2 separate regions of the Homo sapiens genome follow, and region 1 is linked to region 2. Evidence: chromatin loops called from intact Hi-C (ENCODE). Cell type or tissue: stomach. All regions are shown on one strand.

What was found. Hi-C counts contacts between places; a loop is a spot of excess contacts. Peaks named below come from ENCODE experiments on the same cell type or tissue, not always from the same donor. Only the 100,000 strongest peaks of a DNase experiment are listed, where the experiment ranks them.
Region 1: a loop joins it to region 2, with 2.4 times the contacts of the local background. A loop is called at or near these places in 28 of 110 quality-filtered maps.

Annotation. Positions count from the first base shown.
Region 1 is chr16:84,192,637-84,197,636 of GRCh38, forward strand. It overlaps ADAD2 (adenosine deaminase domain containing 2), which reads left to right. Exons shown (of 10, transcript NM_001145400.2): 2 at 1,806-1,946; 3 at 2,297-2,344; 4 at 2,433-2,558; 5 at 2,660-2,810; 6 at 2,894-3,061; 7 at 3,179-3,408; 8 at 3,491-3,734; 9 at 4,011-4,131; 10 at 4,234-4,530. The coding sequence ends at 4,338. It overlaps ADAD2-AS1 (ADAD2 antisense RNA 1), which reads right to left and starts at 4,417. Exons shown (of 5, transcript NR_147175.1): 1 at 4,246-4,417; 2 at 2,625-2,805; 3 at 2,409-2,520; 4 at 1,753-2,089; 5 at 1-1,670. RefSeq lists enhancers at 1,670-2,869, 3,025-3,647. In stomach, no CTCF peak of the experiment used is centred here; no DNase peak of the experiment used is centred here; H3K27ac peaks cover 471 bases; H3K27me3 peaks cover 2,563 bases.
Region 2 is chr16:83,972,277-83,977,276 of GRCh38, forward strand. The region is part of intron 2 of NECAB2 (N-terminal EF-hand calcium binding protein 2); the gene reads left to right. Among named protein-coding and RNA genes, the nearest start is that of NECAB2, 6.5 kb to the left of the region's middle. RefSeq lists an enhancer at 1,182-1,683 and a silencer at 1,888-2,182. In stomach, no CTCF peak of the experiment used is centred here; no DNase peak of the experiment used is centred here; H3K27me3 peaks cover 997 bases.

The DNA of each region.
Region 1 (5,000 bases), 220 kb after region 2:
TTCAAGTGATTCTCCTACCTCAGCCTCCTGAGTAGCTGGGATTACAGGTGTCCACACCAAGCCCGGCTAATTTATTTTTGTATTTTTAGTACAGATGGGGTTTCACCATGTTGGCCAGGCTGGTCTCAAACTCCTGACCTCTAGTGATCCGCCCGCCTTGGCCTCCCAAAGTGCTGGGATTATAGGTTAGAGCCACCTTGCCCAGCCCTCTTTTTTTTTTTCCTTTGAGACAGAGTCTCGCTCTGTGGCCCAGGCTGGAGTGCAGTGGTGAGATCTCAACTCACTGCAACCTTTGCCTTTCGAATTCAAACGATTCTTGCGCCTCAGCCTCCCGAGTAGCTGGAATGACAGACTTGTGCCCCCGTGCCCAGCTAATTTTTTTGTGTTTTAATAGAGATGGGGTTTCACCGTGTTGGCCATGCTGGTCTTGAGTTCCTGTCCTCAGCCCCACAAAGTGCTGGGATTACAGGAGTGAGCCACTGTGCCCGGCCTCATCTATATTTCTTAAAAACAAGGGCATCTCTTATGTAACTACAATACAATTATCAAATCCTGGAAATTTAACATTGATATAATACCATCTTCTAATTTCTATTCACATTCAAATTTTGCCAGTTGTCCCAGTAATGACCTCATGGCCATTGTTTCCCATCCCAGTATGACATTACAGTTAGCTGTCATGCCTCTTTAATCTCTTACCTGAAACAGTTCCTGTCTTTGTCTTTCACAACATTGATGTCTTTGAAGAGTAAGGGCCAGTAGTTTTGCGAATGTCCTTCAGCTTGGGTTTGTCTGTTTCCTCAGAACTGAGTTCAGGTGATGTGTTATTGAAGTGATGTCGAGTCTTTGGCACGCATCTCACCAGGAAGTGTGCGATCTTGCTTTGTCCCCTGGCGATGCGAGCTGTGGGGATTTGACTAGGGTGGCATCTACCAGGTGTCTTCACTTTCTCCTTTGTGCTGAATAAGTCATCCAGGGGAGGCATTTGGAGATCATGTAGATATCCTGTCCCTATAACATTGTCACTTGTGGTTTTAGAAAATCATGCTTTGATGGTTCTCCCCAGATTCAGTCGCTGTTAGGATGGCAGCCACATGCTGGCTTTCTAAGGCCAACATCCCTTCCACGTCTGTCTGTGGTTGCTGGTTTTGATGCCTGTTTAGAGCAGACAGATCTCAGCGCAGTGGGGAGTGCTGAAATGGGTTCCCTTCCAAAAGGGAAACCCCCAGAGGGGCAGTCCTTGGGAGAAACAATTTAGCAGCAAGTACTGTGAAATTAACCCTGCACCTTTGACCATGTGATCCCAGTTCCAGATTTTTCATCTCTCTTTTGTGTTATAAGTAACACCCAAAATGATACTGTTTCATAGGAAAAGTGTTCAAATATAGAGCCCCTGGAGGAGAGGAATTGAAAGCAATGTGTCTGTGGCAGGTGGAAGTGCTCAGAGCCTTCCTCCTGAGAACAGGGTGGCGTGGGCTCTGGAGAGGGGACCTGGATTTGGGTCCTGACTCAAGTTGGGCAAACCGCCTGCCGTTTCTGCTCATCTGTGAAATGGAGTCACGCATCCCTGCTGTGGAGGAGTTGGGTGAGGACTTGGTTGAATCAGCGATGGGTCACAGCCTGCAGAGGCACTCAAGGGTGTGCGCGGCATGGGGTGGCGATGGAGCCTGCTGGAGGAAGGGAAGGGTGGTGAGGGTCTCATTATTCTGACCGTCCTCGATATCAGGTGTCAGGAGGAGGCAGAGGTGGTACCTGTCACAGGGCGAAGGCCAGGGGGCTGCTTCCTCACCTGGCTCCTTCCCCAGGTCCCTGCTTCCCCTTCTCGGTGAGCGCGGAACTGGATGGGGTGGTCTGCCCTGCGGGCACTGCGAATAGCAAGACGGAGGCCAAACAGCAGGCAGCGCTCTCTGCCCTCTGCTACATCCGGAGTCAGCTGGAGAACCCAGGTAATGGAGGGAGGGCCAGGCAGCTGAGCCGCAGCTGGGGACAAGAGGACTGAGGCTGGCAGTCCCGTGGGGAGGCGGAAGTGGCTGTGCGTGTGAGCAGGAGGTGGGTTGCTGTACAAACCATCTGAGCATCAGGACGTCACCTGCAGGGAGCTGGGGCGGGGTACATGTGCCGGTCCCTGCTTTCACGTCCTCTGGGGACACCGGGGGTAGGGACCGCTAGAAGAGCAGCTCGTGTAATGTCCTGTGTCTGGAAGATGAAAACTTCCTCTCCCCGCCTCCTTGGCTTCCTGAGGGACGGAGGGTGGGCCTTGGCACCCACACCAGCCCGCCCTCCTTGCCTCTTTCAGAGTCCCCCCAGACCTCCAGCCGGCCTCCACTGGCCCCCCTGAGCGTAGGTAGGTGAGCATTCCCGGACCCAGGCTTGTAGTGTCGAGGGGAGAGGCGTGGGCCCCCTTCTACCTGCAGTCTCTCGCCCTGGCGCAGAGAACATCCTGACCCATGAGCAGCGCTGCGCAGCGTTGGTGAGCGCCGGCTTTGACCTCCTGTTGGACGAGCGCTCGCCATACTGGGCCTGTAAGGGGACTGTGGCTGGAGTCATCCTGGAGAGGGGTAGGGATCGCCCCAGCCCTGGCCCTGGCCCCGGCCCCCTGGGAAGGGCCCCCTCAAGCTCCTTGCCTTAGGCTGGGCCGTCTCTGCCCCCTCCTGCACAGAGATCCCGCGTGCCAGGGGCCACGTGAAGGAGATCTACAAGCTGGTGGCTCTGGGCACCGGCAGCAGCTGCTGTGCTGGCTGGCTGGAGTTCTCGGGCCAGCAGCTCCACGACTGCCATGGCCTGGTCATCGCCCGCAGGGCCCTGCTGAGGTGAGGGGCAGTGGGGTGGGCGCCTGATAGCAGCCTTCGCCAGGACAAGGTCTTCCCAACCACCCTGTGCCTGTCGCTCCTAGGTTCTTGTTCCGGCAGCTCCTGCTGGCCACACAGGGGGGCCCCAAGGGCAAGGAGCAGTCCGTGCTGGCCCCCCAGCCAGGGCCCGGACCCCCATTCACCCTCAAGCCCCGCGTCTTCCTGCACCTCTACATCAGCAACACCCCCAAGGGCGCGGCCCGTGACATCTAGTATGCAGGGCCCCCGGGGCAGGCGGGGGATGGGGCTCCCTCGGTTGGGCTGCTGGGTGGGGGCCAGGGTCAGAAGAGCAGCCCTGAAGCTGATGTCTGTCCCCACCCGGCCCGCAGCCTGCCCCCCACCTCGGAAGGTGGCCTCCCGCACAGCCCACCCATGCGCCTGCAGGCCCATGTGCTCGGGCAGCTGAAGCCTGTGTGCTACGTGGCGCCCTCGCTCTGTGACACCCACGTGGGCTGCCTGTCAGCCAGTGACAAGCTGGCACGCTGGGCCGTGCTGGGGCTGGGTGGTGCCCTGCTGGCCCACCTGGTGTCCCCACTCTACAGCACCAGCCTCATCCTGGGTGAGCACGTGGTGAGGGCTGGGGGGGTGAGAAGGGAGGGCAGGGAGGTCACTCACCTTGTCCTGTCCCTTCTGCCCTGCAGCTGACTCATGCCACGACCCTCCGACTCTGAGCAGGGCCATCCACACCCGGCCCTGCCTGGACAGTGTCCTGGGGCCATGCCTGCCACCTCCCTACGTCCGGACCGCCCTGCACCTGTTTGCAGGGCCCCCGGTGGCCCCTTCCGAACCCACCCCTGACACCTGCCGTGGCCTGAGCCTCAACTGGAGCCTGGGGGACCCTGGCATCGAGGTTGTGGATGTGGCCACCGGGCGTGTGAAGGCCAAGTGAGAAGGGCCCCCTGGGGCCGGGCTGTGGAGCAGTGCTGGTGATGGAGGGCTCATGCATGAGCTTCCTCACCTCAGTCTAATCCCAGCGCAACCCCTTCGCTCAACCCCTTCGCTCAACCCCTTCCTAGCTCCGTAGTGGTGGCCACACCTCTGTCTGCCCTGTGAGTCCTGTGACATTGTCACAGTGTGAGAGGAGGTAGTGTGAGGTGTGTAGCAGGCCTGCTGGTCCAGCTTGTATCTCTCTGATCTCAGTGGTATCCTCTCTTCATCCAGTGCCGCCCTGGGGCCTCCCTCCCGTCTCTGCAAGGCCTCCTTTCTCCGGGCCTTTCACCAGGCGGCCAGGGCTGTGGGGAAGCCCTACCTCCTGGCCTTGAAGACCTACGAGGCTGCCAAGGTTGGTTCCCCACCCTCCCCCCGTCCCGGTCCCTCTCCAGCCCTGCAGTCCCTGCCCCCTGCAGGTACCTCCTCTCACCCCACCTCTCATCTCCCGCCCTAGGCTGGGCCCTACCAGGAGGCTCGCAGGCAGCTGTCTCTCCTCCTGGACCAGCAGGGCCTGGGGGCTTGGCCCTCGAAGCCACTGGTGGGCAAATTCAGAAACTGAAGCCAGCCTCGGCGGGACCGAGGTCCCGGAGCCAAGCTGTACCCCTGCTGGGGGAGTGCCCTATCTGAGGAGCGTTGTGGGGAGAACATGGGTTGTGCGGGGTGAAACTGGGGCTGGAGGGAAGGAGGAGCCTGCTGTGGTTGGGAGGCGGCTGCTGCACGTTTGGGCTTGAATAAAGAAGTATTTCTGGTTCCTGTGTGTGTAGTTGGCTGTGTGTGTGTGTGTGTGTGTGTTTATGTGTTGGGGTGGCCAGGGGCCCTTTGTTTGCGGAGAGAGCCCCTCACTCCTCCTTTGGGAGGCCCTGTGTTCACTGGGTTCCCACCTGGATCCTCTCACTGAGCCACTGAATTGTCACCCCCGCCCCTGTTCACAGGGCTGGAGGCAGGTTTAGGAGGGGAGGTGACCTCCCCTGGTTCCTCCTGTTTTCCAGCCTGTGTGCTGGAGGAGACCACGGAGGCCACGGGTTGCGGGTGTTGTAAAGGGTGGGAGGGCAGGCTGCTTGGATGTGTGAGCATTTTGTCCTCTGGCCGCTATTGGGGCTCCAAATCCTTGCCTTTCTGGGCCCCCAGGATGTGTGGGAGGGCAGAGAACACCCTTCCCTGGTCAGAGCTTTAGCTGCCCTGGCCCTCGAGGGTGCTGTGGGGTCTGGGCAGCCCCATGTT
Region 2 (5,000 bases):
AGGTTTGGAGTGCAGGGGTCTGAAGTTAGAAGGCCAAATCCTGCTGCTGCTCTGTGCCTTGACCTCCCTGTCTGTAAAACGGGAATCCTAGTAGGGCCTACTTAGTAGGGACAGCTCCACTCAAGGGCTCAGTGAGTCTTGTCTGTGATGCCAAGAACAATGACTGGCCGTGGTAAGGGCTGGGTGTACTTTAGGCCTTTTCCTAGCTGGGCTGGACCAGAGGAGCCCGGGCTGGGGCCCAGAAACCCTCCTTGAAAGGAAGCCGCCAGCCTCACGCTAGGCCCTTCACAAGCCTTGGTGCAGTTCTTCATCGTAGCAACCTGAGCAGTCAGTGCTCTTGCCTCTGTTGACACCATAGCAGCCCAGAGAGGTTAAGCAATTTGCCCCAGGGTTGCCCAGCTGCATGAAGGAAACGGAGGCTCTCCTGAAGACCGGGGCCCTTTTCCCTTTCTCTCTCAGCCTCTTTAAAAATGTGAGCAGCGCCTTGTTGTGGCCACGGAATTCATAGCGCTCCACTTCTCCCGACTCCTTGGAGGGGCTTCACTTGCAGAAGGAGCCCAGGCCTTGAGAGAATAAGCACGTTTAGGCGGCCCAGCTGAGCCTCGGCTGACAAAAAGCACCTTCTTAAAAATACCAGAATCATTATTACAGTTGCAACGCAACTCACCGTGGACTTGAACCAAGACAGATTCCCTCTCTGGGCCTTGGTTTTCCCGTGGGTAAAGTGGGGCAATAACACTTGCCCTGCCTCCTTCCCTGGGTTTTGGGGAAAAGCCAGAGAGGCGGTGTGGGTGACAAATGTTTTTAAAGAGAATCGCGTGCTCCCGGTATGTTCATTCATTGAGAAAATGCACATCAAGTACCAAGCCTGTGGCAGGGGAAGAGCACGCAACAGAGACCCTGTGACCTGCCCCAGGGCCCTTGGTCCCCAACGCCTCTGGCCCCGGTTCCTCTCCTGCACAAGCTGCAGTTGAGGGTGGCAGCTCTGGCCTGGGTCTCCAGCACCCGCCTCATCCCTGGGAGTTCCTGTTGACGGCTCCCACCCAGGGCGGTTGCAGGGTGGAGTTGGAGGCCTTGGGCATGGTGGGAGGGCAGGTGCACAGGCCTGGGCTGGAATCAGTTCCAACGAGTCTCCCACCCTGGCCTCCTGCATCCCTGGGGGGTGACAGTGACCACTCCCAGGCCTCTGGGGAAGAAGGACCATCAGCAGTGATTCCATACGGAGCAGAGGAGGAATAAGAGGGACGTAGGGAGATGAAGTGGCTCTGGAAAAACAGCCGTAGCATCATGGCCTGAAAAGCCTTGGAGATGAGGAGGGGAAATCAGGGGGCTGTCCCTGAGATGGGGTCGCCGGAGCCCTCAGCGTCATTGCCTGTGTGCTGGCCTGGCTCCTCCAGCAGGTTGAGAGGTAGGGATTTGGGTTTGTCCCTTGTCCCGGGCCTGATACCCAGCACACAGTAGGTCCTCGGTAAATGTCTGTAGACTTGGTGGACGTGTTTGTTGGTGAGAGCGTGGCTGTGCGTATCTCGGTGACTCAGCAGCGTGAGGCTGTTGGGAATGCGTGTGTCCAGCGTGGGCCTCTAGCCATGGCTGTGCATCCCGAGTGTGTGTGCAGTTAGTGTGCGTGTGTGGCTTCCTGAGTGTGCAGCTCTGCAGGAGCCACTGCAGTGTATACACTTGGGCAGGTGGTGCCTGGCCCCCTCGGGCACAGATGGGGTTCTGTCCTTGCTGCAGGCTCCCCCCATCAGAGGCCATGTGTCCACCCCCTGAGCACAGCTGTGGGACTCTCAGTTTCCTTACTGCAGCCTCCTCAAAGGCCGAGCCTGTTCCTTCTCCTTGGGGCTTACATCTTACCAGCCACCACTATGTGACCGTTAGGGGCTGTCACCAGGGTGAATGTGGGTGTGAGATGCGGGTTCCAGCAAGAGCTTCCCAGGTCCCCCAGCCTGACTGCCTAGGCTCAAGTCCTGGCTCAGCCGCGTACCGGCTCTGGCCTCAGGCAAGTCACCAAATTCTGCAGTCTCAGTTTCCTTATCTGTAAATGGGAATAATTACAGCACCCACCTCAGAGGGCTGTCTGAGGATAGATAGTTGCTCTCCTGGCTTCGCTCATTGAAGATATCAATAAGTCCCCGCTGCTCTGCCTCAAATGCCTCGGAAATGGGAGTCCGCAGGTGTGGCTTGTCCAGAGGGGTTTGATTCCTCTGTGCTCAGCAGGGAATTCGGTCTGGGGGAGGCTGCCAGCAGTCACTGAACGTCTGTTATGCACCAGGACTTGAATGTGCTTTTTCCTTTAATCTTCATTGTGATCCTCCTGAGACAAGAAGTATCAACCCCCACCCTCCTTCCAGATGACGAAAACAAGGCTCGGAGATGGCACGTGATATTCTTCACATGGTCGGGGGGCAGCGGTGCAGGCAGGTTCTGATTCAACACAGCAGCTTAAAAGCTTGTAGGAGTGGGGATGGGACTTGGTGTGGGTATAGATAGGGGAGTGGTGTGGGAATAGAATGGCTGGGGAAAGAGGAATGAGTGTAGGGGTGAGAATAGGTGTCAAGGAGGTGTGGATCCAAGAATGAGAGCAGGTGTGCAGGGAGGTGTGGGTGCAGGGATGAGAGCAGGTGTGCAGGGAGGCGTGGGTGCGGGGATGGGAACAGGTGTGCAGGGAGGTGTGGGTGCAGGGATGGGAACAGGTGTGCAGGGAGGTGTGGGTGCGGGAATGTGAACCGGTGTGCAGGGATGAGAGCAGGTGTGCAGGGAGGTGTGCAGGGATGAGAGCAGGTGTGCAGGGAGGTGTGGGTGCAGGGATGAGAACAGGTGTGCAGGGATGAGAGCAGGTGTGCAGGGAGGTGTGCAGGGATGAGAGCAGGTGTGCAGGGAGGTGTGGGTGCAGGGATGGGAACAGGTGTGCAGGGAGGTGTTGGTGCGGGGATGGGAACAGGTGTGCAGGGAGGTGTTGGTGCGGGAATGTGAACCGGTGTGCAGGGAGGCGTGGGTGCGGGGATGGGAACAGGTGTGCAGGGATGAGAGCAGGTGTGCAGGGAGGTGTGGGTGCGGGGATGGGAACAGGTGTGCAGGGATGAGAACAGGTGTGCAGGGGGTGCAGATGTGGAGGCCGATAGGCCCACAAGCACACACAGGACTGCTCAACACTGACGCTAGCCCTGCCTCACGTGTCCACAGGAAGGATGGATGGGATGCCTCAGGGGAGCGGGAGATGGGGTGCAAACTCAAAGGACCCCCCAGGCTGCCCTTAGGACTTAGAGATTACAGGAACAAAGGCTCAGGGCTGCCCTGTCAGGGTGGCTCCTGTGACAGAGACTTGTTTGGCTGAGCTGGATACCGGATGCCCAGTCCCTATGGGAAGGTTAGCATGAGGGGCCTGACTGGCAGCCTGGGACATAAACTCAGGGGGTGGCAGAGGGCTGAGTGGCAGACAGCATTTCCCTTCAGGGACATGGACGCTGACAGGCTGACAGGCTCTTGGCATTTGAAAGGTCATGGAGACAGAGAGTGAGTTTGTGCTAATTAGCAAAGACACCTGCAAACGGCCCGCTTGGGGTCTCTGGCAAAAGTGCCAGCGCGGGCCCGCTTGGCCTGTCTAATTGGACTGGGGGCCTACGTAGGGCATGTTTTTTCCTCATTAGTGAATTCATTAGGGCCGTGATCAGGCGTTCAGGATAAATGTCAGCCGAAAGCTTAGTGAGGGGGCACCTTGCTGGCCTCTGTCTGCCTGCTCTCCCTGTGTGCCGAGGGGGCACCTTGCTGGTCTCTGGCTGCCTGCTCTCCCTGTGTGCAGAGGGGGCCCAAGGTACCTGGACAGGCACGTGGGGAGATGAGCCAGCCAGAGGGAGGCTGGGATTGGGGCTCACAACCCCTGTCATGCCCATGGTGACTGCCCCTCACCCAAAGTGGGGGTGCCTGAGCCAGCACCCACCCCCTGCTGGGTAGGTGGCGATGTCGCCACAAGATCCTACCCCTGGATTAGGTTGAGAGCCTGGACTTGGGAGCCAGATGGCCTGGGTTCAAGCTTCAGCTGTAGGACCTAGGCAAGTACCCTAAGGGCTCTGTGCCTCAGTTTACCCCTCTCTAACATGGAAGTGGTAGTACTACCTGTGTCGTGAGTGTTAAGAAGACTAAAGGAGTGAGTCCGTGGAAGGTACTCCACGTGTGGTGTGACTCCACACTGGGATTCCTGGGTTTTATCTTCAGGCTTGCCGAAGACACTCGGAAGGCATCCTCTGTCACAGAACACAGAAAGCAACAACTTCGATTTCACTTATCTCGTGGCTGACTTTGCGGACTTTTAGTTGTTAGGTTTTGGGTCTTTGGTTTGTGCATGTGTGGTTGGATTGGGGTTTTTTTGGCCTTTCCTTTGAAAGACAGAAATTCTTCCCACTGTAACCTTGAAATCTGAGCTGCGATGGGGGCATCTTGGGATATTGGCCCTAGCCCCCCGTGCCCACACGTTCATATTCTTTACCGGTCTCTGATACTTTATGCTCTATGGGGTTAAAGAGAAAAGTGGTGGCATGAAACCTTGGCAAGATCTGAGGACCCCCCCTCTCCTGAGCTTATGCTCTCACCCTGTGTTGAGCTCCAGCAGAGCTGCTGGGAGCACAGACAGAAGCACTGGAGCCTTTAAAGTTTAAGAATGACTCATTCTCAACCCAAGTACGTCTGCCATGTCGGGTTAGGCAGGTTGTGCGCTGCACAAGGGCACCCACCCGAGGAAATGGAGGGTTTCAAATCCAGGCTGCAATCCGCTTTCAACACATGTGCACTGACACTGGTCTCATCCTCTCGGCAGAGAAAGGAGAGTCTTTTTCTAATCCATAGGAAGGTGCCATGTGGACTCTCAGGGCCCTTGTCCCAAGCACCCAGCTTTGAATGCAGATCCTCTGGAAGTAATGCCAGGGGTTTATGCAGAGAGGCTGGGGGCCAGGAACTGTCATGGGCTCCCTCTTGTCTCTGACCTCCATGCCACTCACATAGTTTCT